Linked DNA regions of Mus musculus: region 1 is linked to region 2. The links are chromatin loops, found by intact Hi-C in ENCODE. Cell type or tissue: heart. All regions are shown on one strand. Links, peaks and the distances in the headings refer to the core of each region. The heading gives the core; the rest is flanking DNA. Region 1 holds the start of Kcna7 (potassium voltage-gated channel, shaker-related subfamily, member 7). Region 2 overlaps Hsd17b14 (hydroxysteroid (17-beta) dehydrogenase 14).

Region 1 (10,723 bases), core at 1,825-9,824, 150 kb after region 2:
CAGTCAAACACCTTGTTAGTGATTGTAACCTCTCCTGCTCCCCAAAATGTCTCTCAGGCCCAGAAGACTCCAAAAATGTTTTCCTGGAGCTTAGGGTGATGCTGTTCCCTCCAATATCACCTTCCTCCTCTAGATGAGGCAGTCTTGCCAGATATGGTGACACCACCCCCCAGCTTTAATCCCAGCACTTGTGAAGCAGAGACAGGAAGAGCTCTGTGAATTCAAGGCCAGGCTGGTCTACGTAGTGAGTTCCAGGACAGCCAACACTACAAAGAGGGACCCTGTTTTAAGGGATAAAAACAAAGGACACAGGACCAGTGGCCTCAGGCAATACCTGCACACCAGAAGTTGTGGGGGTGTCACAGGCAGGCCACCTGGCACCAGCCTTGGTCCTATGACGTGCTGGGTAACCTTGAGGGAAGCCACAGCACACTACAGCCTTGGGTTTCTGTCCTAGGAAACACAGAGCACCTCCAGGAGTGTGGTGACCTTCCTTGGCTCTAAGGGATGCTGACGCCATGGCTTAGAGTCTGTTATGACTCAGAGAATAGAGAGGATGACCCTTGGGCTCCAGGTCCTTCTCCCCCCCCCCCCCACATCTCTTCCTCTTTACCTGCTCTGTCTCTCCCTCCTTCCCTTCCCTCTTTCCCCCTCCCCTGCTCCTCCTGCTCCTTCTCTCCATCTTTCTTTCTTCTAGATCTCTGTCCCCTGCCACATCTTTTCCCAAGTACCTACTCTTGCCCTACTGTGTTTTCTTTCCTTGTGGCTCCAACCAGCCTCTGAATCTTTGTACTACAGCATGGGACAACATAGAAATATGGGTCCCACATGAGCAAGACAGGCAGGTTACTAGTTCCCATCGTCTTTCTAGGTGCTTCGGGCAGGGGGACCCAGAGATACAGACACTACCAGCTCTACAATGCATAACCCTGAGTAAACTTGTTCAACGGGCCACACACATCCACGTGCCCATGCTTGCTCCCTTGTAGTTAGTTTTATCTGTGCTGTGACCCTGATCTACTGTTTAAAATGGCCCTCACATACAGTCAAATTCAACCAAAAGTTCCACAGGACTCACAGTAACACAAGTCCCATGAGACCGTAGAAGTCATCAGACTCAACTGTTCGGAGACACATGGGGTCACACATCTCAGCTTTGCATGGCCCTAAAATGATTCCAGTCCTATAACCCTGCACAACACAGAGAATTGTGTGTTGTGTGTGTGTGTGGGGGTGTCTCTGTCCCTTTATCTGAGTCTCTGCCTCTGTCTATCTTTTATACCCTAACCCTTTTTCCATCAGGACCCAGAGTGATCACATCCTGTCTGCATGACTCCAGAGCTCACAGAATCTAAAATAACTTGAGTCCTAGAAGAAACATGAATCCACACAATCTGCTATGTATCACCACATAACCTCTGTGTGTGACCATGTAGCCACAAGCTCACACTCTTTAACAGTGCTCCAGAGACCTACAGGAGCCGACTTGGCCCTAGAGGACCCAAAGTTCTATTAGTACCTATCAAGTGTTAACGGGACCACACTTGCCCCCAGTGGGACCCCACGAACACCTAGGAAACTCACAATCTATGGCCAAGTCTCTTACAGTGCTACCCATAGAGCCCCTGGACATTTGCACAGCTCTACCACATTGCGCAATCAATGGGGGGAGCCCTGGACACAACCCAAATCCTGGCAATTCCTGTCACATAAGGTCCCCCTAGGAGCCACCATGTGACATGCCTTCAGATTAAGAATCTGTACCCTTTTGTTACCATCTTAGTCCTTAACCCAGCACCTGACCCTGCCTTCCCTCCTCCCTCCCACCCCACTGCTCCCTGGAGACCCCAGTTGACCCTCACACCTCAGTCACCATGTGTTTCCCTGCAGGGGGCCAGAGTGGTGGGAGGAGTTCAGGCACCTCAGAGTCCACCAGCCCCCCATTAGCCTTGCCCTCCAGGGTACCGCAGGGCTGTGTGTCCACATGGCTGTACATCCCTGCCTCTTCGCCCTCTGTCTCCCGGTGGTAAAAGTAGCTAAAGTTAGAGACAATGACAGGCACAGGCAGAGAGATGGTGAGCACACCTGCAATGGCACACAGAGAGCCCACGATCTTGCCACCCACGGTGACGGGTGCCATGTCCCCATAGCCAACCGTGGTCATGGTGACCACTGCCCACCAAAAGGACTCCGGGATGCTGGTGAAATGGGTGTCCACCCGGTCCACTTCAGCAAAGTAGACTGCGCTGGAAAAGAGGACCACGCCAATGAAGAGGAAGAAGATGAGGAGACCTAGCTCACGCATGGAAGCCCGCAGTGTCTGACCCAAGATCTGTAGACCCTTCGAATGCCTGGAGAGCTTGAAGATGCGGAAGACACGCACCAATCGGATGACCCTTAGGATGGCCAGGGACATAGCCGGCTGGCCCACACCCCGCTGCCGGGCTAACTCCGTGCCCAGGGCCACGAAGTAAGGCAGGATGGCCACGAAGTCAATTAGGTTCATCACATTCTTGAAGAACACAGCTTTGCTAGGGCAGGCCACCAGACGCACCAGCAGCTCAAAGGAGAACCAGCAGATACACAGGGTCTCCACCACAAAGAATGGATCGTTGAAGGGCTGTCGGGGAGGGGCTCCTGGCATGGGACTGGAGCCATTCAGTCGGGCGAGGAACTGCAGAAGGGACAGAAAGGGGTCAGGGAGCCAGGCCAAAACCTCTAGTCACTGTTTCAATGTGAAAATAGCAGTGTCAGTGTTCCTGAGGGGTGACTTCACTGCTCTACACAACTCAAGACCCCAGCGACTGCCTTTGGATAGCTGAATGTCTGTTCTTCAGACCTAGGGGCAGGAAAGGTGGTGTCTCCTGGGCCTAGTGACATGAGCCTGTCATTCCACCCTCAGGAGCGTGAGGCAGGACAGGTCTGACAACTAATGAGACTGTCTCAAATACAAAGTGAAAAGAAAGTAAGGGATGGGGTTCACTGGCACAGGTCCTGCCTAGAACCCCTCTCTCTGTGAGGGGCTCAGGGTGTGGTTCAACGGTGGAGCCCTGTTCTGAAAGTGCAGAGAGGGGGGCTCAGGGTGTGACTCAGGGATAGCCGTTCCTAACCAGACACTCCCCCTCCCCACGGAGGTATAGCGGTGTGGTTCAGTGCTAGTGCTCTTGTCTAGCATCACCCAGTGGTAGAGCGTTTGCCTAATGCCTTGGATTGTGCCATCAAAGACTGTACATCAAAGATTAAAATACGGTCAATTGTTGTTCAAACCCCAGCACTCAGAAGGCAGAAACAGTTGGATCTCTGTGAGTTTAAGTCCAATCTTGGTCTATATAGCAGTCTACATAGCAAGTTCTGGGTCACCCTGGGCTACATAGTCTTTTCACATGTGTATACTTAAAAAAAGATGTAACCAAATACAGTCCCGCTGTTTCGCTGCGGGGAGCTCATGATCTCATGGCTGATCCGGGAGAATCTCTTTCCTTTCAGTATCTTACCCTGCCTGCCCAATGTTGGATCTCCAAGGGAAGGGTCCTGCTCCTGTTCTGCCTTCCTCGTGCCTCCTCGTTCCTGTTGCCTTCAGCCCAGCCCAGACAGCAGATAATGGTTCCGAATGGTTAAATGTTTGCTGTAGGGTCCTCAGCTCCATGCCCTGGCCTGACTCTGTGCAAATTCCTGTTGCTACCTCTGCTCTCAGTCCTAAACCTCAGCCTACTGTGTTCCAGTTTCCTGGCGGTCAGCCCTGCCTGACCATCCGTCTTTCCTATTTCTCTGCCAGGTGCACGGACACTGCAGTCTGTCTGTGTCTTTGGCCTCACATGTTCATTTTGCATGGCTAGGGATGAACTCCAGGGTCTTGCATATGCGTGGCAAGTTGCTCTCTATTGTTCCATGCCCCAAGCCCCACACTGAGGGATTTTAGGCAGGAGCTCTGTCACTGAGCCACACCCCTCCCTGGGGGATTCATCATCTTCTTTCTTAAAATTATTTATTTTATGTGGACGAATGGTTTGCCTGCATATATATCTGTGCACGTGTATGTGCCTTGGTGTTCAGAAAAGGGCATCGGATTCCCTGGAACTGGAGTTAGATACAGATGGTTGGGAGCCGTCATGTGGGTGCCGGGAATTGAACCTAGGTCCTCTGGGAGAGCAGTCTCTTTATCGCTTAGCCATCTCTCCAGGTCCCTCAATGTAGGGTGGTAGGGGAGTTCTACCACTGCGCCACATAACCCCCAAGTCACTTTGTGCAGTGCAATGCAGATGGTCTACCACTGAGCCCGGCACCAGTCCCTCACCAGGAAACTCTGGGCAGGTTGTCTACCTCTGAGGGAGATCCTCACTCACTGTCTGTTTCCAGGCAGACTCTCTCATACAGTAACCCACACTGGCTTTCAACCCGTGGCAATCGTTCTGTCTCCTTGCTAGGATTCTCGTATGAAGAACCATACCCAGCTTACATCTTTGTTTTTTTTTTTTTTTTGTTTTGTTTTTGTTTTTGTTTTTGTTTTTAAAGGGCTTCCATCCTCCTGCCCCTTGCCACACCTTCTGACTGGCCAGGTCTTCCCAGGCCCCGCCCTGGACCTCCCCAAATCCCCGCCCCTCACCGGGCCAGTAGCAGCGGCTACGGGCGCGAGCCCCGGGTCATCGCGGTCGTCGCGGAAGTCTGGCAGTGTCTCGAGGCAAAAGACCACGATGGAGACCAGGATGACGAGTACGGAGACCACGGCGAGCACGCGCGCAGCCTGCGAGCTCTCAGGAAATTCGAAGAGCAGCCAGAGCTGACGCGCAAAGGCGCGGCGGGGCAGCGGCCGCTCGGGCGGCACCGCGCAGCCCTCGTCCTCCCGCAGCCGCGCCAGCGCCGCCGCGCCCAGCCCGTAGAAGGACACCTCCTCCAGGAAGACGTCGAGGGGCACGTGCGCCGGCCGTCTCAGCCGGCCGCCCGACTGGTAGTAGTAGAGCACCGCATCGAAGCTGGGCCGGTGTCGGTCGAAGAAATACTCGCGGCGCGCGCCGTCGTAGAAGCGGCTGCGGCGCACCGGGTCCCCCAGCAGCGTGTCCGGGAAGCGGCCGAGCGTGCGCGCGCGGGTCTCGAAGCGCAACCCGGCCACGTTGAGCACCAGCCGCTCGCAGCAGCCGCAGGGCGGCGGGCACCGTGGCTCCATGGCGCGCACAGCCCGGGCGACCGGTGAACGGACGTGTGGCCCCGACGCCGCAGCCACCCCAGTCGGGTGTCCGGTGTCGGCGGGTAAAAATAGCATGGAAAGTCCGGCCAGGGCGCGGGGGAGGGGGCGGTGTTACCCCCGCGGGGCTAGGGGCGCCCTCTGCCGTTCCCACACCTGTGGAAACACTGCCACCCGGCGCTTTTCCGTGGATCTCTTGAGCTTTCCCTTGTAGTCATCTATTTTATTTGTTTGGCTTTTGGATTCATGACCCGAGGTCTTATGTAGCTGAACTGACCTTGAATTTATGATCCTCCTGCCTCCACCTCCCAAATGCTGGGATTGCAGGCGTATGGCATCATGGCTATTTATTTGTTTGTTTGTTATTTAGACAGTCTCCTCAGCCTGTCATTTAAGCTGACCGCGAACTTGTGGCAATCCTCTGCCTCATCCTTCGGATTGCCCGGGTGACAGTCATGAGCCACCCGAGACTATCTGCAGCATCAGTTTCCCTTTTCCATTTCCAGTCTTTCTGTCTCTTGTCCATCCTCCTGGAGGGTGGGGGGTGTATCCCCTTAACCAGTTGTCCACATCTTGCTCTCTGCTGGGAGCCTCTGTATCTCTCTGCCTTTTATTATTTTTTTCCAGACACTGGGTTTGGGTATGTATGTCAGACTGGCTCAGTATTGCAGTACTCTTGCTTCTGCCTCCCGATTGCTGGGATGACAGATGTGTACCACCACATCTGGATTTGTTGCTGGCTTTCTTTCTCTCCTAGTACCTTTCAATGAATGAACATCGTTTTGTGTGTCTGGCCTCACGTGTTTATTCCTTTGTGTCTCTAATTACCATGCCTAAGGAGCTCCGCAGCGGCCCTGGTGCTTGAGGAGTTCTTGGAGCCTCTTTTGCAACTGTAAACTGTTGCCCATGTGCGCCGGATCCTTGGCCACTGAGAGTCCCGGAGTTTGAATTTAGACTTTATGTAGGTGTTTTGAGATTAATAAAACCTGGGCTGAAGCCAAGAATGGCGCCAAAGGAGGCGGGACTTGCCTGGAAGGGTCTAGAGTCGGCCTGGAAGATGCGTAGGGTCACTGTCGGGAGCCGAAGGACAGACAGAAGATGGCCTTCCAGCCACCGGTGTCTAATGACACTAAGTAAAAAATAGTCCCTTCTTATGGGGTAGGGTGTTATAGTCACTTTCGGGGAAAGGGATCTCGCGCGCCCTCTGCCGGCCGGATGGAGACCTGCACCAAGAGGTCTCCCAGCTAAACCTGGCCTTTCCCTTCCCAGCTTTCTTTTGGGGACTTCTGAGATCCTCCTGCCTCTGCCCTCCCCCCGCCCCCCATCGCCCTAAGTAAGTTGTGAGAACATGGGTAGTGTCACACGCCTTTAATCCCAATACTCTGGAAGCAGAGGCAAGCCAACCTGTGGATTTGAGGCCAGCCTGGTCTGCCCATAAATTTCCAGGCCAGTCAGGGCTACATGGTGGGATCTTGTCGTTTTGTTGTTTTTTATTTTTTCGACAAAGAGTTTCTCTGTGTAGGCCAGTCTGGTGAGATCGTGTCTTTAAAAAGTCTGGTCATGGGCTGGTGAGATGGCTCAGTGGGTAAGAGCACCCGACTGCTCTTCCGAAGGTCCGGAGTTCAAATCCCAGCAACCACATGGTGGCTCACAACCATCCGTAACAAGATCTGACTCCCTCTTCTGGAGTGTACTTACATATAATACATAAATAAATCTTTTAAAAAAAAAAAGTCTGGTCATGGAGACCCAGACAGGATGATCCCTGGATTTAATGGCCAGCCAGTCTTCAAATAATAACGTGGAAGGTGATAGAAAGACGTTCAGTGACTACCTGACTAGAGGAGTGCCCTATTGTCCAGATACTTCTCCAGACCATTTTCCTTCATTTTTATCTTGAGACAAAGTCTTGCTAAGTTGCCTAGGATGATTTTTTTTCTTTTTTTCTTTTTCTTTCTTTCTTTTTTCTTTCTTTCTTTTTTTTTTTTTTTTTTTTAGACAAGGTTTCTTTGTATAGCCCTGGCTGTCCTGGAGCTCACTTTGTAGACCAGGCTGGCCTCGAACTCAGAAATCTACCTGCCTCTGCCTCTGGAGTGCTGGGATTAAAGGTGTGCACCACCACCGCCTGGCTGATGATTTTTTTTTAAAGATTTTATTTATTTTTTGCATATGAGTACTCTGTAGCTGTCTTCAGACATACCAGAAGAGGGCATCAGATCTTATTACAGATGGTTATGAGCCACTATGTGGTTGCTGGGAATTGAACTCAGGACCTCTGGAAGAGCAGTCAGTGCTCTTAACCTCTGAGCCATCTCTCCAGTCCTGCCTAGGATGATTTTGAATTCACTTTGTAGTCCAGGTGGGCTTTGAACTGGCAATCCTCTGGTTTCAGCCTGAAGAATGGCCGGCCGGGACAATAGGCTGCATCTCCGAGCTTAGCTGTCTCTTTCCCTGTGCCTGTGTGTCTTTTTTTTTTTTTTTTTTAATTAGCATTGGTGGGTGTTTTGCCTACATGCATGTCTGTGTGAGGGTGTCAGATCCCTGGAACTGGAGTTAAGTCTTGTGTGAGTTGCCAGATGGGTACTGGGGATTGAACCCTGGATCCTCTGGAAAAGCCAATGGTTTGGTTTGATTTGCTTTTCCCCAGAGATTTACTTACTATGCCTGCAGGCCAGAAGAGGGCGCCAGATCTCATTATAGTGGTTATGAGAGCCACCACGTGGCTGCTGAGACTTGGATTCAGAGCCTCCGGAAGAGTAATCAGTGCTCTTAACCTTTGAGCCATCTTTCCAACCCCAGTAGCCAAAGTTCTTAACTGCTGAGCCATCTCTTCATCCTCCCCACCCCCACCCCTGCACTCTTTCCTTGCCACCATTTGAAGGTGCTGTGTGTCAAACACTCTAGGGAACTCTATATATACTGGGGCGGGGGGGGGGGGGGACGGGACTAAAATGACATTAAGACACTTCTTTGGATTGAAGCCATGTTACCATTTGCCCTGATGCTCTTCTTCTCAGTTAGATCTTATTCTACCCAGCATACGCCTTTCTACCTTCCCGTTACACTTGTGCACGGCTGGTGTATAGGTTTGAATGAAAACGGCTCCCATAGATTCATAGGAGGTGGCATTACTGGAGATGTGGCCTTGTTGGAGGAAGTGTGTTACAGTGTGTGTCTGTGTGTCTGTGTGTGTGTGTGTGTGTGTGTGTGTGCGTGCGTGTTCTGTGGTTTCAGAAGCTCAAGCCAGACCTAGTGGCTCACTGTCTCTCCCTGCTGCCTGTGGATCCAGATGTAGAACTCTTGGCTACCTTTGCAGCACCATGTCTGCCTTCACACTGCCATGCTTCCCACCATAATGATGACACACTAAACCTCTGACACTGTAAGCCAGCTCCAATTACATGTTTGATTGTATAAGAGTTGCCGTGATCATGGTGTCTCTTGATAGCAATAGAACAGAAAGACAGCTGGAATCCTTGCTCCTGTTTCTGTGTCTGCAGTGTGGGAGTGGAAGATGTCAAGATATCCCATATCCTAACCACTGGGACCTTAGACTATTGCTTCACATGGCAAACAGACTAGGAAAGGCTTAAGGGAAGGCTTTTGAGTTGGGAAATACTGTTCCTGGTTATCTGGATAGATAATGGTGTTAACAAGAGAACAGTAGGAAGCTAAATATCTATATGGCTCTATGGTCAAGCACCTGGTCCCCAGTGAGGGGTTTGTGGCATGATTATTTATAGTAGTGTTTAGCATTTGCAAGGTCTTAGGCTTCCTCTACAGTATTCAAAATAAATGGTAAGTAGATAAAATTAAAAATTGTAGCCTGGTGTAGTATGCATGTCCCAGCATTCAAGAGACAGAGGTAGGTCAATTTCTGTGAGTTCAAAACCAGCCTGGCCTACAAAGCATATCCGAGGACAGCCAAGGCTGTACACAGAGAAATCCTGTCTCAACCCTCTCTCTCCTCCCAAATTGCTTTAAGAGCTAAGTGGAGCGATATTAATAATCTATCAGGAAGAAGGTGGAAGGATTGAAGGTTTGAGGTCAGTCTGGGTTATATAGAGAGATTCTGTTTCAAAAAAAAAACCTGAAATAGGACTGGAGAGGTGGCTCGGCAGGCAAGGGCACTTGCAGCTCTTCCCGAGGGCTAGGGTTATGTTCCCAGCGCCCACTTTGGGCAATTCACAACCACTTATAACTCCAGCTCCTGGGGATTTAACACCCTCTTCTGACCTCTGCCAGCACCCATTCTTACACATACATGCACACACACATACACACACACACCACATGAGCACACTTACATATGCACACGCACACACACATACACACACACACTCACATACATAAACTCACTCAAAGTAAATCTCAAAACCCAAAAGCTTAGCTCTTGCACACCCTTCATGCAGTTCCACAAATGCTCACGCCTCAGTATGCTCTGCTTAAATGAAAGCAAACACCCGACATTAACACAAGCTAGGTGAGGCGCCCGGCTTTTCCACGTTCCTGCCCGAGGCCAGGGATCTGCCTGACTCTCCCCCCGCCCCCTTCCTGCCAACATTAGGATTACAGACAAATTCTGCTACATCCTGCTTTTTCATGGCTGCTGGGGAGCAGAACTCAGCTGCTGATGTTTGTGGAGTGGAGAGACTTTAAGCACTGAGCCGTTTTGTGCACTGAAGCAGGGGCTCATTGGAGTTAATCTAGGCTGAAGCTGGCGGCCAACTTTAATCCTCCTACCTCCATCTTCTCAGTCCTAGGATTACATGCCTGCCCTCCACAGTCAGTTTAACTGGTGTCTTAACATGTTGAAATCTAGAACCCCTTCTAGTACCCAGCTCCTTTCTCCAAGTTTATCCGGTCTACATCAAGAGCTCTGTCAATCACTCAGTGACTCCAGAGAGAAGTAGGGGTTAAGCTTATTAAAGAGGAAGGTAAGTTACATTTAAAAATATTTAGGGCTGGTGAGATGGCTCAGTGTGTAAGAGCACCCGACTGCTCTTCCGAAGGTCTGGAGTTCAAATCCCAGCAACCACATGGTGGCTCACAACCATCCGTAACGAGATCTGACTCCCTCTTCTGGAGTGTCTGAAGACAGCTACAGTGTACTTACATATAATAAATAAATAAATCTTTAAAAAAAAATAAAAATATTTAAACTTCTTTTAAATTTTTTTAAATTAAAATTTATTTGTATTGTTTCATGTGTGTAGGTGTTTTGCATGCCTGGTGCTTGTTGATGCCCCTGGAACTGGTGCTACAGATGGTTGTAAGCCCCCCCCCCCCCCCAGTGTTTTCTGGAAATCAAACCCAGGACTTCTGAAGAGCAGCCAGAGCTCTTAACTGCTGAACGATCTTCCCAGATCAGCCTGGAATTGAATTCTCACAGCCTCAGTGTCGTTATTTCTAGGGGTCCATGTGCGGGACACTGTGTCCAGATTAAGAGCTTTTTGCCAGGCGGGGTAGCTCATGCCTTTAGTCCCAGCACTCAGGAGGCAGAGGCAGGCGAATTTCTGAGTTCGAGGCCAGCTTGGTCTACAG
Region 2 (10,723 bases), core at 1,818-9,817:
CAGAGAGAGAGAGAGAGAGAGAATTGGTAGTACATGCCTGTAACTCTAGCACTCAGAAAATAGAAAAATCAGAAGTTCTAAGGATGTCCCTCCCCTTAGCAAGGTCCAAGCCAGCCTAGACTATATGAAGCTGAGAGGCAGAGAGAAGAAGGAAGAGAGGAGAGAGGCCCCAACCCGATCAATCTTCCTCCCAGCTACCTCAGCACCTCCTACAGCTACCTCAGCACCTCCTACCTGGGCCAAGGTGCCTTCTAGAATGGTGGCCCTGGGGTCTGAAGTTGAGGCTGCAAGCTCTTCCCACAGTGGAGTCCAGATGTTTCCTGGGGAGATGCTAGGTGAGGGCAAGAAGGAGTGAGAGCTGTGTATGCTAACCATGTCCAGGCATCCCCAGCTCTCCTGAGCTTCTATGTCCACATTGATCAGTTTACCAGTTGACTCGGACACCATGTCTGCTTTCATCCAAAGCCAAAGCTTTGGTCATGGCAGTCACTGCACCCTGCGGAGGCAGAGACCAGAGAGAGTTTAGTCTCTGAGGACAGAGCCCCTCTCATCCTCTTCTAGGCAGCGAACAGCATGCTGAAGCATCAGCGGGATTAGCCTGACCCATCCTGAAGATACTCCCCGTGCTCCGGCTCTGCGCAGGTCAGTTTGTTACCGATTGCCAGAATTCAAGACTACATGATGAATACGGCCTGAGACACTCTTGGGACATCCCAGACTTGGGAGCTAAGATAGGTGGACTGCCATGAACTCAGTGCTAACCTAGCTAAGCCAAGATGCTGGCTCAAATGAACTCTAGAAGGGCCTGGCAAGATGGCTCAGCATTAAAGTCACCTGCTGCCAACCCGGACAGCCTGAGTCTAATCCCCAGGATCCACAAGGTGGAGGGAGAAAGCTAATGCCACTAAGCTGTTCTCAGAACTACATAAAGAAGCCGGGCATGGTGGCGCATGCCTTTAATCCCAGCACTCAGGAGGCAGAGGCAGAGGCAGGCAGTTCGAGGCCAGCCTGGTCTACAAAGTGAGTTCCAGGACAGCCAGGGCTACACAGAGAAACCCTGTCTCAAAAAACCCAAAAAAAAAAAAAAAAAAAAAAACTACATAAAGAGATACACAGAGACAAACAAATATTAAATAAATGAAAATATAATAAAGAGAGTTAGAGGGCTGGAGAGGTGGCTCAGCGGTTAAGCACACTGACTGTTCTTCCAGAGGTCCTGAGTTCAATTCCCAGCAAGATGGTGGCTCACAACCATCTATCTGTAATGGGACTGAAGGAGTGTGCCCTCCCCCCAGCCTTGAGCAGTCAACAGTGGCAAACCTAGTTTGCCACAGTAGCTAGCTTACTTAGGGTGGAGTCTTCTGACCTAGGTAAAGTCTATTGTCCTACCACATCTGCTTCTTCCTCCAAGATGGCACTACCTGCTGAGAGGCTGAACCTGTTTTCCTGAGCAGATCCTGGAATGGTGGGGGATGGGTCCCCCACACCCATAAGCTCAGACTCATAAGTAAACATTAGGCTTTGATCAGAGAACTTTGTCTTGGCTTGTTATTTCTCTCACCGCCTTTCCCATCCAACCACATCTTTCCTTGCAGGAACCCAGGAACCTGTGGCTGCTGGCGGCTACAAAGGAGTTGAAAGGGTTTGCAACCCCATAGGAAGAACAACATCAACCAACCAGACCCCCCAGAGCTCCTAGGGACTGAGCCATCAACCAAGGAGTACACATGGCTCTAGCTGCATATGTAGCAGAGGATGACCATGCCATGCATCAATGGAAGAAGAGGTCCTTGGACCTATAAAGGTTCGATAGACGCCCCAGTGTGTAGGGGAATCAAGGGCAGGGAGATGGGAGTGGTGGGTGGGTGAAGGGACACCTCATAGAAGCAGGGAGAGGGAGCATGGGATAGGGAGTTTCCAGGAGGAAAACAGGGAAAGGGGATAACATTTGAAATGTAAATAAAGAAAATATCAAAAAAAAAAAAAAGCACAAAAAAAAATGTAAAAAAAAAAAAAAATCAGTGCTGGAGAGATGGCTCAGCAGTTAAGAGCACTGATGCTCTTTTTTTTTTTTTTTTTTTTTTTTTTTTTTGGTTTTTTCGAGACAGGGTTTCTCTGTGTAGCCCTGGCTGTCTTGTAACTCACTTTGAAATCTGCCTGCCTCTGCCTCCCAAGTGCTGGCATTAAAGGCTTGTGCCACCACTGCCCGGCTCTGACTGCTCTTCCAAGGGAAGCAGGTTCCATTCCCGGCACCACCGGATGGCCCAGGTCCAGGGAGTTAGATTCCCTCTTCTGAACTCAGCATGAACCAGAAAGGCCCCCATACACACATGCAGGCAAAACACTCATATATTCAAAATAAACATAAATAAGTATGTTTTTAATGACTTTACTGCACTCTGAGTTCAATGCCTGCCTGCTGTACAGTTTCAGGACAGCCAGGGCTATACAGAGACACTCTGTCTCAAAGATTATTAAATAAAATAAATAAAATAAATACAATCTGACTGGTGAGGATAAGGAAGGGTGTTTGCTGCCAAGCCCAGGTTCCTGATTCTGTTCCTGAGACCCACGTGGTAGCGGAGAGCTGACTCCTGCAAGTTGTTCTATGACCACTACCACCCACACCCACACCCACACCCACACACACACACACACACACACACAGAGAGAGAAAGAGAAAGAGAGAGACAGAAAGAGACAGAGACAGACAGAGAGAGAGAGACAGAGAGATAGAGATAGACAGAGAGAGAGAGACAGAGAGAGAAAGAGAGACAGAGACACAGAGAGAGACAGAGACAGAGAGAATATAAATTATTTTAAAAAATAAGCCGGGCAGTGGTGGCTCATGCCTTTAATCCCAGCACATGGGAGGCAGAGGCAGGTAGATTTCTGAGTTTGAGGCCAGCCTGGTCTACAAAGTGAGTTCAAGAAAGAAAGAAAGAAAGAAAGAAAGAAAGAAAGAAAGAAAGAAAGAAAGAAAGAAAGAAAGAAAGAGGAGGTGGATTGTAGGCTCAAAGCTGAAAGCTGAAACCCAAATAGCTAGGAAAGGTGTAAGCCCCTACAGGCAAGACAGGCAGGTGAGTGGTCACATCTCTCCTGAGGTCCCCCAAATGCCAGGCCCCACCCAAAGGACAGTCTAACTGCCCTAAACAGTGGGATCTAGCCCAGCCCCATCCCTACAGAGTAGAAACGAACTCTCAACTTGAAATCGCACCAATCCCCACCCCGGAAAATCTCCCGCAAGAAATTCTACATAAACCCCATCTTCTGCCCAGTTCTCTCCTGCTTCTCACCAGAGCAGAGGGAGGATCCTGACCATCAGGATAGCTTACCATCCAAGCTGTTACCCTACATCAACTGCAGGGTTACCTTTCCCCTCAGAGCTGTAACCCTTACAAGAGGACAGGAGAGAAGAGGGGCTGGCCTACCTTGGTGGCCACGTAGGTAAGGGCCTGGGACTGGCCGATGGCCCCGACCAAGCTGGAGATGTTGATGATGTTCCCTCTGCTCTTCCGCAGGTGGGGGAGGGCAAGCTATGGGGAGGATAGATCAGTCATTTGCAACTGGTCCTGGAGAACAGCCACCAACATCCTCAAGTGTGGGACTGTGACCACTGTCTAGTGAGTGGATCTCAATGAGCACAGGCATAGGGGCACATCTATGGTATGTCTGAGCACCTCTGCAAGGGATCAAGGGATCTGTGTGTGTGTGTGTGTGTGTGTGTGTGTGTGTGTGTGTGTGTGTCTGTCTGTCTGTCTGTCTGTCTGTCTGTCTGTCTGTCTGTCTGTCTCTGTGACTTTTATCTCCCTTCATCTGCTATTCCATCTCCAGTCCTCATCAAGCTAGGAAAACCTAGACACCATACAGAACCCTGCCTCTTCAGCCCAACTAGGAGGAAGTGTTTTACTCGGGGGAGAGAGATGGTGTGTCTGGGCTGTACAAAGAACTCTGTGATCATGCCTTGCATGATGCAGGGAAAGCCTCAGGATGTGTCCCGCTTCCTGCCACCTCCTGCAGCTCTCTGGAGCCCCCTCCCTGTATGACTTCCCTACGCCCAGTCTGTTCTCCACTGCTGTGGGCACTGGCGCTGTTCCCAGGACACATGACTGAGCACTGAGTAGGTCCTCAGGAGGCTCCTGGAACAGGAACCTAAGAGGATCCCTACTGTGGTTCACCCCCCAAATCCACCCTTCCCCCCTTCCTCCGTGCCATCTTCAACACTGCAACTTCAGAGCCTCTTGCCTGGACCACTCCCTGCAGAGAAAGCCACACAGGCCACACACTCTCCTCAGTTTGCCTTGGAATAAGAGATCCCTGGGGACTGTCATGGTAGTCACATGCCCTCTGGTCCTGTAACTGATATTGCAATAGTGAGAACATCTCCAGTACAGGGAGCCCTGCCCACTGGGGCCCCTCTTCTCCTCTTAAAGGGACCAGCGACAGACAGTAAGTGCGGCTGGATCTCAGGAAGTCAAAAGCCATAAACACAGGAGACGTTCAGAGGACTCTGAAGTGTCTGAACCCAGCTCTGCGATGGGGGTTCTCTGCTCTCCTCAGGGGAAGGTCCCTCTCGCACCTCACACACATTCTTCCTTACACTCTGGAACCACCCGCCCACCCTCTCCCTTATGCCAGTCAGCTTTACACCCTCTCCACCTTCCGTAATGGCAGTCTCTGATAGGCCCCTTGCCTACTCTCTTCCCTGAACCAGGTCCAGAGCTATTATTCAATTAATATTTGTCCCACTCCCCTGACTCTTTCCTGGGTATGTCCCTGGCTGACAATCTCCCGATGTGACTCTAGGCAGCTGCAGAGGGCCCCTGCTTTCACCACCTAACCCAGCTTCTATCTTATTCCAGTTTACTCTAACCCGAACCAGGTTCTCCCAAATGTTTGTGTTGCGCGTGGGATGCAAGCGACTCACATCTTTATTTTAGTTTATATGCATGGGTGTTTTCCCTGCATGTATGTCTGGGAACCACATGTGTGCAGTGCCTGTGCAGGCCAGAAGAGGGCATCAGATCCTCAAAAACGGAGAGTTCTGGGACTAGACCCCAGGTTCTCCTGAAGCGTCCAATGCTCTTAACAGGTGAGCCGTCTCCCCAAAGCCTGTCTACCGTTTTAAGATAAGGTCTTTCACTGAATCTGAAGCTCATCAATTCTGGCAGGCGGGTTGGCGAGTGAGCTCTGGGGACCCACCAGTCTCTGCTTCTCCAGCGAGGGTTAAGATTACAAGCACAGATGCTGGGATCCAAACTCAAGCATGCAGAGCCTGCTCTTCGACCAACTGAATAAGCTTCCAGTCAGGTAGGGGACACTTGGGCCATTCCAACCAGCAACTTCTAAAGCCACCTCAGGGACTCTGGGGACCTCTTGATCCCCACTCATGAGCATCTACTTTGCTGACTTTCTGAGGGTGAAAACAGGCACGTGGAAGAACTCTGTGTCCCCTCCCCCAGGGCATTCACCGGACCAGTCTGCTGAGGGGAACTCCCCAGCGCCCTTTGTTAAGCACCTCCCGCATGCTAGGGACACAGTACAACCCTTCCTGTCCCAAATATCTCCTATACACATCCCTCTCTTTTGTGGCGTTTTGGAGACAGAGTCTCACTATGTAGCCCTGGCTGTCCCGGAACTCACTCTACAGACCAACGCCTGTTGCCCACAGAAACAAGACAGAGGGAGAGATTTCCATTCTGCTGGGGCTGGTCAGTGCGTGTGGCATGGAACATTCTAGAACATGATTAGGAAGTTCCCATCACTTTCTTGCTCATCCACCTTCCATGGCTCCCTATCGCTCCTGAAACAAAAACTGGATCCTTTAGACACAGTAACACCATCTCCACCCACCCCTCTCTGCCTATCAGCAGCAGCCAATATTCTTACTGACTCTCCTAGGCCACAGACAACCTGCCTTCTTCTTTTCCTTCCTCAATCCGTAGCCAAGATTGACCTTGAACTCCTGACCCCTCCACCTCCTCCATCTCCTGGGATCATAGGTTGCACCGTCAGGCATGGCGCTGGAAATCCAAGCTAGAGCGACAAGCTGCTGAGCAAACCTTCTGCCAGCTGAGCCCCAGCCCCGCCTTCCGGTTCTTCCTTCCTTCCTTTCTCTTTGTTTTCAACTCAGGGTTTCTCTATGTAGCCCTGGCTGTCCTGAAACGTTCTCTGTAGACCAGGCTGGCCTGAGACCCAGAGATCTGCCTGCCTCTGCCTTCTAAGCGCTAGGAGCTTTTTTTTTTTTTTAATTTTATTTATGTATTATATGTAAGTACACTGTAGCTGTCTTCAGACACTTTTTCTTCTCTCTCCAGCCCTGCTCTCTCCAGTCCCACTTGCTCCAGCCCATCACAGCCTGGTTCATCTTTGGATTCTTACCATCTTCTTTGTTACCCAAAAGCAAACCTAGAAAGCTCTGGGAGATAGTGAGGAGGCTGTAGCTTCCCAGATGGACGAGGACTGTGTCTGTCTCATACCTAGGATGGTCGGTGTCTTTCGAGACCCTGATTCTCAACCTTCCTGATGCTGCACCCCTTATGTTGTAGTGACCCCCCCAACCATAAAACCATAAACTTATCTTTCTTTTCTTTCTTTCTTTTTCTTTTTTTTTTTTGAGACAGGGTTTCTCTGTGTAGCCCTGTCTGTCCTGGCACCACTTTGTAGACCAGGCTGGCCTCGAACTCAGAAATCTGCCGGCCTCTGCCTCCGGAGTGTTGGAATTAAAGGCATGTGCCACCACGCCTGGCTCTTATCTTTCTTGCTACTTTACAACTGCACTTATGAATCTTAATGTAAATATCTGTTTTCTGGAGGTCTTAGGCAACCCCTTGTAAAAGGATCTTTAGTTCCAAAGGGGTTACAACCCACTGACTGAAAACGGCTGTATTATAATAAAGACAGGAAGCCAGGGGCACAAAGCAATGTGCGTGTGGTGGACTGAAGGGCACACAGCTACTGCAGCTGTGCCTGTCTCACCTTGATCAAGGTGTATGTCCCCAGCAGGTTCACCTCCAGAAGCTGACGGAAGCCCTGGGCAGAGGTCTCCTCGGGCAGCTGTGCAGGTGGGTCTAAAGGGAAGGAGAGGATGAGGCCAGGACAGGAAGGTGGGAGGGAGGGAGGGAGGGAGGGAGGGAGGGAGGGCAGGGACGATGGGGTTAGAGGAAGGAGGGCAAAGGCAAGGGAGAAAGCCAAGGGAGGAGGCTGCACAGCCTCTGCAGAACAGGGCATTCTGGCCCGTGCCTGTCATTCATTCTAGGACTCAAGGGGAATTGTGGGTAGGTGCTCTACCGTTGAGCCAGGCCCCAGCTCCCCAGCCCCCCAGCCAGTATCTGTTCTCCTCACTGTGGAAGGTGAATTTCCCTGCTTAGACACCACTCCCCATAACGGAATGTGGTTCGTTGCGGGTGTTGAATAAACATCAGCCTAAGGAAAGGAGGACAAGGGTAAGTTAAGGGTGAGCTTCTGGCAACTCTGAGTCTTTATTGTGATGTGAAGCAGCTAAGATGGGAGCCCAGTGGCCAAGGGACTGTCCTCTTCACATCCATCTTTGGAGGGAATTCAAGAGGGCCCTAGGTGTTCCCTGAGCCTTCGTTGCCATGGGGACTGGCTGTTCTATAGTACAGCTGTTGGGCTGATGAAGATTTCCCAGAGTGCCACACCACAGAGTCTGGTAAAGTGCACCTGGGTTGTCCTTTTCACCATCAAGGCCCTGGGGCCATCAGCCTTCAGCAAGGCAGGCACTGCCCAGGCTCTGGGAACATCCTAAGGGACAGTTTGACCTCCTTTATGGACTGACTACAGCATCCCCAACAGAAAGGGGAATGGTTCTCATATCAGAGATGGAAACTGAGGCACGGAGATGTGGAGAGCACAGCCTGAGCGCACAGCAGAAAAAGCAAGGACTGAGGGTGAGCTCTGTGTTAAGGAAGGCTGGAGAGACGGCTTGCGGTTATGAGCACCGCACTGCACCGCACCGCACCGCACCGCACCGCACCGCACCGCACCGCACCGGCTGCTTTTCCAGAGAACTAGGTTCAATTCCCAGCACCCACGTGGTAGCTCAGAACTGTCCGTAACTCCAGTTCCAGGGGATCCAACTCCTTCTTCTGCTCTCTGAAGGCACCAGACATGCAAGGGGTGATCAGACATACATGCAAGTACACACACACACACACAACAGGAGGGAGAGGGCTGTGCCTGGGGAGGGGTAAACTGAGGTTCAGAGGAGGGACTGCTGAGATGGTTCAGCTGTGCTCTTACTTACTGCCAAGCCTGATGACCCGAGCTCCACCCCACATGGCGGGAAGAGAGAACCGAATTCCTCAAGTTGCACTGAACACCACACAAGTACTATGCATGAGTGTATGCTTGATTGTGAATACACACACTTGCACAATGCAGATAGATAGATAGATAGATAGATAGATAGATAGATAGATAGATAGATAGATAGATAGATAGATAAATAGATGCAATGATTTTTAAGAGGAAGGAATGGCCGGGTGTGGTGGCGCACGCCTTTAATCCCAGCACTCGGGAGGGAGGCAGAGGCAGGCAGATTTCTGAGTTCGAGGCCAGCCTGGTCTACAGAGTGAGTTCCAGGACAGCCAGGGCTACACAGAGAAACCAGCCTGGTCTACAGAGTGAGTTCCAGGACAGCCAGGGCTATACAGAGAAACCCTGTCTCGAAAACAAACAAACAAACAAAGAGGAAGGAATGGGGTCAGGGTATAAGTAGATGCAGGGACCCTAGCCCCCAAGCCATACAACTTACGGTAGCCAGCGTTATTCACCACACAATCCAGGTGACCAAATCGAGAGAGGGTCTCAGAAACCAGAGTCTGAGGAGAGAAGAAAGAGCAGGTGATGAGCTGAGAGGTGACAGTAGTCTTGGAAAAGCCAGTAGGCCCAAGGCAAGGATGGGCTCAGCTGAGGAAGACAAGGTGGAGCGAGGGGGAGAGGGGAGGATGCAGGAAGCTGAGGACCCAGACTAAAAGAACTAAGGGACATAGTGCAGTTGCCGTTTGTCACAGCTAGTGTTTCTATCACTGTGATAAACACCATGGCCAAAAGTGACCTGGAGAGGAGAGGATTTATGTCTGCCTACAGCTCCCAGGTCACACTCTGTCACTGAGGGAAGCCAGTGACAGAGGGCTCAAGACAGAAACTCAAGGCAAGGACTGAAGCAGAGGCTCACTGGCTTGCTCCCTTGGCTCGTTCAGCCCCTTTCCTTATACTCTCCAGGCCTCCAGGACCACCTGCCCAGCGATGTCACAACCCCCCAGGGAGCTAGGGAAACTCCCACACCAACCACTAATTAAGAAAATGAGCGCCTTTAATCTCAGCACTTGGGAGGCAGAGGCAGGCAGATTTCTGAGTTTGAGGCCAGCCTGGTCTACAAAGTGAGTTCCAGGACAGCCAGGGCTATACAGAGAAACCCTGTCTCGAAAAAAAAGAAAAAAAAAGAAAAAGAAATTGAGCAGGGCAGTGGTGGCACATGCCTTTAATCCCAGCACTTGGGAGGCAGAGGCAGGCGGATTTCTGAGTTCAAGGCCAGCCTGATCTACAGAATGAGTTCCAGGACAGCCAGGGCTACACAGAGAAACCCTATCTTGGGAAAAAAGAAAAAAGAAAATGAACAGCAGGTTTGCCCACATGCCAATTTGGTGGGGCCATTTTCTAGTGAGATTTCCTCTTCCCAAATGACTGTAGCTTGGGTAGAGTTGATATAACACTTATCAGCACACCACCTTAGAAAACTTTGGAGAGGGGTGTGTGTATAAGGCAGAGCCTCAGAAGGAGGGTCTACAGACCCTGAGGGTGGTGGGGAGCTGAGATACACAGACAGAGAGACAGAGGCCCAGACTGGGGCTAAACCTGGAGGCACATAACAGATTCTGAGTGCAGGGAAGTCAGAAATTTGATACAGGAAGCAAGTGTTTTGTTCATTCCTAAAGATGGGAGGGAGAGCAGGGCAGAGGGACTGAGCTGTCCTGGGCATGGGTAGCTGGAAAGAGGGACTGGAGACCAGGTGTGGGACAGAAAACACTCACCTGCAAATCTCTTTCCTGTGTCACGTCACCGGGGATAAAAACAGTGCCCGAGAGTTCCTGCTCCAGAGCCCGGCCCCCAGCCTCTGCAGGAGAAAGATTTTGGGTCTGAGGAAGGAGAGCTGAGGCTTGGACACCAGAGTCTGAGGGTAGAGGGCTAGGGAAGAGCCCTGGATGGGAGGGAAGAAAGCCAGGACTTGAATTCCTGGGTCCGAGGAAGCAGAGCTGGGTTCAAGGGAGGAGAGCTAGGCGCGGATCCCTTTCGATGGAGGAGGCAAGGGAGAATCGAACACTGAATCACTCACCATCCTTGTCACAGAAAACCACTTGAGCCCCACTGTCCACTGCCAAAAGAAGAGAACAAGGTTACAAGCCCTGCAGACTTTCCTCACCATCTCTGGTGCCCTCTGCTGGCCACCACCCAGAGCACCTGCCACTCCAGCGGCTCTTGTGACTGGCTTCAGTCCTCTTACAAGAGCAGAATCTTGCAACAAATAACCTTTTTCATTAAGCTGCTGTTGGCCCCCATCCTGGATTCTAGAAAAATCCCAAACCGATAGGCAATAATACTCTCAAAGCTATCATTTGCAGCTAGGAACCGATCCAGGGAAGATTTTTTTTTTTATTTTTATATTTTTGAGACAGAGTTGCTCTGTATGGTCCTGGCTGTT

The links. Hi-C counts contacts between places; a loop is a spot of excess contacts. Peaks named below come from ENCODE experiments on the same cell type or tissue, not always from the same donor. Only the 100,000 strongest peaks of a DNase experiment are listed, where the experiment ranks them.
Region 1: it touches region 2 in a loop (2.8-fold over the local background); 2 of 42 quality-filtered maps call a loop at or near these places.

The regions. Positions count from the first base shown.
Region 1 is chr7:45,400,896-45,411,618 of GRCm38, reverse strand. It overlaps Kcna7 (potassium voltage-gated channel, shaker-related subfamily, member 7), which reads right to left and starts at 5,659. Exons shown (of 2, transcript NM_010596.2): 1 at 4,604-5,659; 2 at 237-2,674. The coding sequence starts at 5,257. The coding sequence ends at 1,859. In heart, for the core only: CTCF peaks have their summits at 5,326 (motif pointing left) and 7,844 (motif pointing right); DNase peaks (open chromatin) are centred at 5,258 and 6,378; H3K4me3 peaks cover 2,155 bases; H3K27ac peaks cover 795 bases; H3K27me3 peaks cover 4,208 bases.
Region 2 is chr7:45,555,728-45,566,450 of GRCm38, reverse strand. Hsd17b14 (hydroxysteroid (17-beta) dehydrogenase 14) reads right to left here. Exons shown (of 9, transcript NM_025330.3): 2 at 10,358-10,396; 3 at 10,056-10,138; 4 at 8,777-8,843; 5 at 6,979-7,070; 6 at 3,432-3,536; 7 at 429-496; 8 at 235-331. Among named protein-coding and RNA genes, the nearest start is that of Hsd17b14, 6.2 kb to the right of the region's middle. In heart, for the core only: a CTCF peak has its summit at 5,011 (motif pointing right); DNase peaks (open chromatin) are centred at 4,330 and 5,010; H3K4me3 peaks cover 1,471 bases; H3K27ac peaks cover 1,868 bases.